2 separate regions of the Homo sapiens genome follow, and region 1 is linked to region 2. Evidence: chromatin contacts called from ENCODE Hi-C or POLR2A ChIA-PET data. All regions are on one chromosome and are shown on one strand. Each heading gives the region's core, a stretch centred on a gene start or an enhancer-like site at or near the end of the contact. The rest is flanking DNA. Distances are from core to core; before and after follow the strand shown. Region 1 holds the start of PRXL2C (peroxiredoxin like 2C). Region 2 holds the start of SLC35D2 (solute carrier family 35 member D2).

Evidence for each region. Hi-C counts contacts between places; a loop is a spot of excess contacts on that map. ChIA-PET counts read pairs that join two places held with the same protein, here RNA polymerase II (POLR2A). Pooled maps may share reads with other maps.
Region 1: a map of chondrocyte shows a loop between it and region 2 (4-fold over the local background). The contact joins the promoter of PRXL2C here to the promoter of SLC35D2 in region 2. A Hi-C loop is called at or near these places in 1 of 168 maps with a recorded cell type or tissue (chondrocyte) and 9 of 50 pooled maps. POLR2A ChIA-PET finds 5 or more read pairs at or near these places in 3 of 52 experiments (T-cell, activated T-cell and naive thymus-derived CD8-positive, alpha-beta T cell).

The regions. Positions count from the first base shown.
Region 1 is chr9:96,653,490-96,656,642 of GRCh38, forward strand. PRXL2C (peroxiredoxin like 2C) reads right to left here and starts at 1,828. Exons shown (of 6, transcript NM_153698.2): 1 at 1,601-1,828; 2 at 1,216-1,284. The coding sequence starts at 1,792. RefSeq lists silencers at 1,367-1,436, 1,577-1,786, 1,827-1,916.
Region 2 is chr9:96,382,233-96,385,294 of GRCh38, forward strand. SLC35D2 (solute carrier family 35 member D2) reads right to left here and starts at 1,479. Exons shown (of 12, transcript NM_007001.3): 1 at 1,245-1,479. The coding sequence starts at 1,402. It overlaps SLC35D2-HSD17B3 (SLC35D2-HSD17B3 readthrough), which reads right to left and starts at 1,479. Exons shown (of 26, transcript NR_182427.1): 1 at 1,245-1,479. RefSeq lists silencers at 1,078-1,127, 1,138-1,467.

The sequences.
Region 1 (3,153 bases), core at 578-3,077, 270 kb after region 2:
ACAAGAGGAATAACTTTTAGAGATCTGCTGCACACCATGGTGACTATAGTTAACAATGTATACTTCAAAATTGCTAAAAGACTAGTTTTTACACGCTGTCATCACAAAAAACTAAAATCACTATCTGACATGATGGATGTATTATCTCGATTTAATCATTCCACAACGTAAATGCCTATGAAAATATTACACTGTATCCCATAAACACATACAATTATATATGTCAATTTTTAAAAAGAGAATAAAAGGATACGCAGAGGAACAGTCAAAACATTGTTTTCAAAATGATATAGTAAATAATTCTCTATATTCTCCCCAAAGACATTCTTTTTTAAAAACTCTGTAGCACAGTTTTTTTTTTTTCTTTTTTAGACGGAGTCTTACTCTGTCGCCCAGGCTGGAGTGCAGTGGTGCAATTTCGGCTCACTGCAACCTCCGCCTCCCGGGTTCACGCCATTCTCCTGCCTCAGCCTCCCGAGTAGCTGGGCCTACAGGCGCCCGCCACCAAGCCCGGGTAATTTTTGGTATTTTTAGTAGAGTCAGGGTTTCACCGTGTTAACCAGGATGGTCTCGATCTCCTGACCTCGTGATCCGCCCTCCTCGGCCTCCCAAAGTGCTGGGATTACAGGCGTGAGCCACCGTGCCCGGCCGCACAGTTATTTAATCAATGTTATTTTTTCACATCCTGATTGACAAGGTCTGCTGAAAGAACATCTGTTTTATAAAGGCTGCTCAATGCCTTTCCTCAAAAAGCTCACTTGGGCACAAACCTATCTGTGCCTCAAGAAAAACAACTATGTGGTTTGTCCTAGGGACATGGAACTTGCAGCCTATTAACATAAACATTTGCACCTTTACGATATATTAGTATTTTCCCATAATGAGCAGCTATTTGGAGTGTAACAAAAAATAAAGGGAAGAAAATAACCATTTCCAGCATTTGTTTTAGGGCATTATCAGTCAACATTTGAGAACAGGCACTAGGTTACCAGGCAACACCACAATTGTTAGTACGTTTACCACCAGGCAGCACCCAATGAGTTAGGGCAGAAATAGATCTCTGACGTCTCACTCCTTTTGGAGGGGCGAGGGTGGAGAGAGCTGCGGGGAGGGGCAATCCAGGCTGCAAGTTCCGCGCTGGAGCCGCGTCCTCCCCCGCCCCGCTCGCAAGGTCTGCAGAAGCGGGCACTGGGCCGCCCACGCTGGGAAACTCACTTGTAAGAAACTCCTGGGGATTTTGGCCAGATCCTCTACGTATTCCTTGCAGATGTAACACAGGAAATGCTGAAAGCCAAAACGGCAGAAAGGGCAAGTTAGTAAAGCAGCACCCTCGGGCCCCGAAGGATCCCTGTACTTCGCCGTGCGTGACGCGAGCAAAGGCGACGCCCGCGGGGCCGGGACCGGCGGCTCGGGCGCCCGGCGCGTGGGAAGCGGGCCTCGCCCTCGCCCTCTCCCTGCCCCGCCCTAGTTGGGAAGCGGCCGCGACTGGGCAGGCTGCCTTCCCGTTTCCGTCCTAAGAAGCAGGAGGCGCGGCTCGCATCCCGGCAGCCTGCCCGGGACCCTGGGCCGCGCTTCCCTTCCAGCCCCGCCGCCCGCTCACCCGCACGAACACCACCACGGCGCGGCGCTCCCGGAACAGCGCGCCGAACGGTACCCGCTGCCCGCGGGCGTCCAGCACCGGCAGCTCGGCCACGGCGGCCGCCAGGGGCTGCCCGCTGTCGGGGCCGCTCGGGGCCGGGACCAGGGCGGCGGCGCCGCTAACCTGCCGCGTGACCGGGGCCGGCGCGGCCATGACGCGGGGCGGCCGAGGGCCTGGGTCCGCTCTGTCAGCGCGGACCGGGGCGGGGCGCGCAGAGGTTGGGCGCGGGGGGCGGGGCGGGGCGTGCAGAGGTGGGGCCTGGCAAGTCACGGTTTCCGCGGCGCGGCGCGGGCCTGGGAGCTGTCGGAGTGAACCCCACGGGCGGTTCTGACTCAGCTCTCAGGGTAGGGGACAGAGAGAGAAAGTAAGGTCCGTCCACGGCGAGCAAGCATTATTGAGGAAGAAAGCCGCCCGCGCCCTCCATGGCCACCTGAGCGGATGTTCTCACCTATTCGAGAACTAATGGGTGTATGTGTAAAAGGTGGGCTAGGGCCAGGCCCACGTTTTGTAAACACACAGGCCGGGCCTGTAATCCTAGCGACTTGGGAGGCCGAGGCGGGAAGATCACTTGAGGCCAGGAGTTCGAGACCAGCCTGGGTAGGTAACAGAGGGCAACGCCATCTCCGTTTTTTAAAAAAATAAATAATAAAAATAAAGAAATAAAAGGTGAGCTGGGTGGGATGAGGATGATGAAGTTAGATGACTTAGCAGCTGTTTTGTAGAAATCCCACACTTCCAATTCAGTTTCTCCTGGGGTGGGTAGGCAGGCATAGGGAAATCTGGGGATCTCAGCCTTTGTGAGACCAAACTGGCCCTGGATTTAGAGGTTCATCTTTCTCTGGGGTTTCTCATGGGTGCTAACTGTGTGTCCAAGATTTCCAGAGCAGGACCAGATAACATTCAGGCTCTTTGTCTTCATAAGTTTACTCACTCTTGTGTATGGATTTGGGGTTCAGAAAGTACATCCTTTATCTATGGCCTTTGTTGAGCTGAAGAATATTTCTGGGGCGGAGTGCTAGGCAGGTCTATGTGACTGATGTGACTCTGCCACAAAGTGCAGGAAAGGGGGATGCTGCATCCTCTGGCTTTCACCTGTGTGAAGATTTTATACTTTATTGAGCACACATTAAGTGCTCTGTTTGAGAAGCTCTGCAGCGTGTTTACAAAATTTTAAGCATAGATCTGTTTCTAAGTCAAGATAGTTTCTTTCTGAGACAGGGTGTCGCTCTGTCGCCCAGGCTGGAGCATTGGCACGATCATGGCTCACTGCAGCCTCCACCTCCTGAGCTCAAGCAGTCCTCCTGCCTCAGCCTCCCAAGTAGCTGTGATCACAGGCATGCACCACCATGCCTGGCAAATTTTTTTTTAGATTTGTTTTTGTAGACACAAGGGTCTCCCTATGTTGCCCAGGCTGGTTTTGAACTCCTGGGCTCAAGCAATCCTCTTGCCGTGGTCTCCCAAAGTCCTGGGGTTACAGGCATGAGCCACTGGGCCTGGCCAGGAGCTTTATGAGT
Region 2 (3,062 bases), core at 229-2,728:
TTGGGAGGCCAAAGCAGGCCTAGACCAGCCTTGGAAACACACTGAGACCCCACCTCTACAAAAAATCAAAAAAATTGCCGGTGCAGTGGTGCACACCTATGGTCCCAGCTTCTCTGGAGGCTGCAGCAGAAGGATTGCTTGAACCCAGATGGTCGAGGCTGCAGTGAGTCATGATTGTGTCACTACACTCCAGCCTAGGCAACAGAGTGAAACCTTGTCTCAAAAAAATATTATACACACACACACACACACACACACACACACTATATATATATATATATATATGCCTGCCTTGGCCTCCCAAATGCTGTGATTACAGGTGCAAACCACCTCAGCCAGCCTCAGCTTTCGTATTTTATATTCGAGAAAAGTGAGACCCACATAAGCTGAATCTGTATGTATATATAAAAAAAGAAAGCTGATACTCTAAGATACTCTCTAACTAAGACACTCTAGGTCTCTTTGGGCTCTAAAATGTTGATGGCATATTCTTGTAACATAGTAGAGTTTACAAAGAGCCTTCACATATAACAGCTCGTGCAGAGCCCTGGAGGGTAATTAACACGATTGTAATCATTCAGGTTTTTTGCATCTGAAAAAAATTGCTGACTGTGAGACTGGTCCAAAAAGACAGGTGTTAACCGGTGGAGCTGGGTCTAAATCCACAATTTTCTCAGTGCCGCTACAATGGTAGCAGAATTAAGCAGGATTTTCTAGTCCTTACAAATAGGTTCAAGGCAGCACAAATTTGCGTTTACTTCACACTAATCCAAAAAAGTACTCCATATGAACTTCCAATTGTTTTCCCGAGTTTTCCATGAACACGCTGGTCATCTGAGAATGAACAGTCAATCAATACAGACTTACTGGCTCAGGAGTACCTGACCGTTGAACATGGAGATCTGTGTAAGGAATTGCGTCCTTTGAAGCAGGCATTTGAATCCCTGTTTTCAGCTCGCTGGGTGTATGAAAGAATCTGTCTGAGCTCTACCAGCCCACCTAGGACAGGGCGCCTCGCAGCAGGGCAGGCGCGCTCAGGAAGAGAACGACTTTCTCAGGTTGTGGCCTGAGTGTAGAAAGCTGAGCGAGTTCTGGAGGGCGCCTGGGAAACTCGACCAATGTGCCCAGCTGAGACTCGAGGGTCCCTGTCCCCACCCGCCCTGTCCCGGGCGCCGCTGAAGCGCACGGAGGACAGGGGCAGCCCCGCACTCCCGCAGACCCCCCGGCCCCGGGCCCCGCCTCACCCGTAGGTGGTCAGCAGCGCCTTGTTGACAAGCACGATGAGGAAGGAGCAGGTCCCGTAGAAGAGCGCCGACAGCAGCCGGGCCACCCGCGAGGGCAGCCGCGCCGCGCCGGGCTCCCCGCCAGCGCCCTCGGCCTCGGCCTGGCCGCCGGCCGTCATCTCCTGCGGCCCCGCGGACCCCGCCGCCCGCCAGCCCCGGCTGCGCACTGGTCCCGCCCGGCCGGGCCGGGGAAGAGGGCGCGGCAGGAACAGGAAGAGCCCGGCGCAATCCCAGGTCCCGACCCGCCCCCTGCGAGCGCCCGAGGCCGGCGCGGGAGGACCCTGCGCGCTGGACTTCACCCTGGTTCCAGGCACCTCCTTCGGTCTCCAGGGCCGGCAATGCGCTGGGGAGTTGAAAAGCGCTGCCTTCCTCCAGGCTTTCCTGGAAAGAAACGCTTCAGTAAGTCTCAGGGCTTGTTTTGCTTTTTTTTTTTTTTCCCTACAACTTTTTTGTTTAGTGTATAATTTACATACAATGAAGTGTACACATCTTGCCAGTCCATAGTTTGAGATGAGCTTCGACAAAGGCATCCACAGGAGTAACTACTCAAAACAACATTTCCATCGCCCCAAAAATTCCCCTTGCTGCCCCTTTGAAGTTAACGCCCGCATCTCATCGATGACTATTGCTGTAGGTTAGGTTTGCCTTTTCCGGAATTTCAAATAAACAGGGTGCTTTCTAGAATTTATGAATGAGCATGTGGTCTCAGGGGTTTTCACTCTATGCTTTGGACTCGACCATGTGGTTTGTTTAATCGTTGAATAGTATCACAAATTGTGTATCCATTGGTTGTTTCCAGTTTAGGACCATTAGGAAAAATGCTTCCATGAAAATTCGTGGGCGTTTGTGGGACCTGTGTCTTCATTTCTCTTAAATAAATATCTAGGAGTGGAGTGGCTAGGAGTAAGGTGGGTGAAGCCTTGGGACTTGGGTGTCCTCTGGGTGCTTTGTGGTAGGTGCATTCCTCGCGGAGGGCCGTTTGCCTTCGGGTCAGGTCAGTTGAAGGACAGCTTCCCAGAACCGCCTACCCTTGTCAGTCTTTAAAAAATATGAACTTTTGGCCAGGCGCGGTGGCTCACACATGTAATCCCAGCACTTTGGGAGACCGAGGCGGGCAGATCACGAGGTCAGGAGATCGAGACCATCCTGGCTAACACGGTGAAACCCCGTCTCTACTAAAGATACAAAAAAAATTAGCCGGGCGTGGTGGCGGGCGCCTGTAGTCCCAGCTACTCAGGAGGCTGAGGCAGGAGAATGGCGTGAACCCGGGAGGCAGAGCTTGCAGTGAGGCGAGATCGCGCCACTGCACTCCAGCCTGGGCGACAGAGCAAGCCTCCGTCTCAAAAATATATATATTATATATTTAATATATAATGTATATTATATATATATATATATATGAACTTTTAGCTTCTTAGAAAAGCTTAAGATTTCAAGTTAAATAAAAGTTGGGGCCTAACTATATAGATGCCCAGAGAATTGTTTTTCTACCCTTAGGCACTAAACAACCAGGAGAATGAAAACTGGGAAACATTTTCAGCCCTGATAAGAACTAAAGCAGAACTCGTGAAAATTAGCTAGCATTAAAAAGACCAGAAGTGCCCAAGTTACCCAAAACAAGAAAGAAAAGACATGTTAAGTCCGTTTTAAAAGAGAAAATGAATCCATATTCAAGTTAAACAGGAAATCGGTCATTTTGGTTAATTTCCTCAGAACATTCAATTTTCTTGTGAGTCTCCAAATGTTTTGACTGCAAAAAGAATATTTTAAAGTTATTTT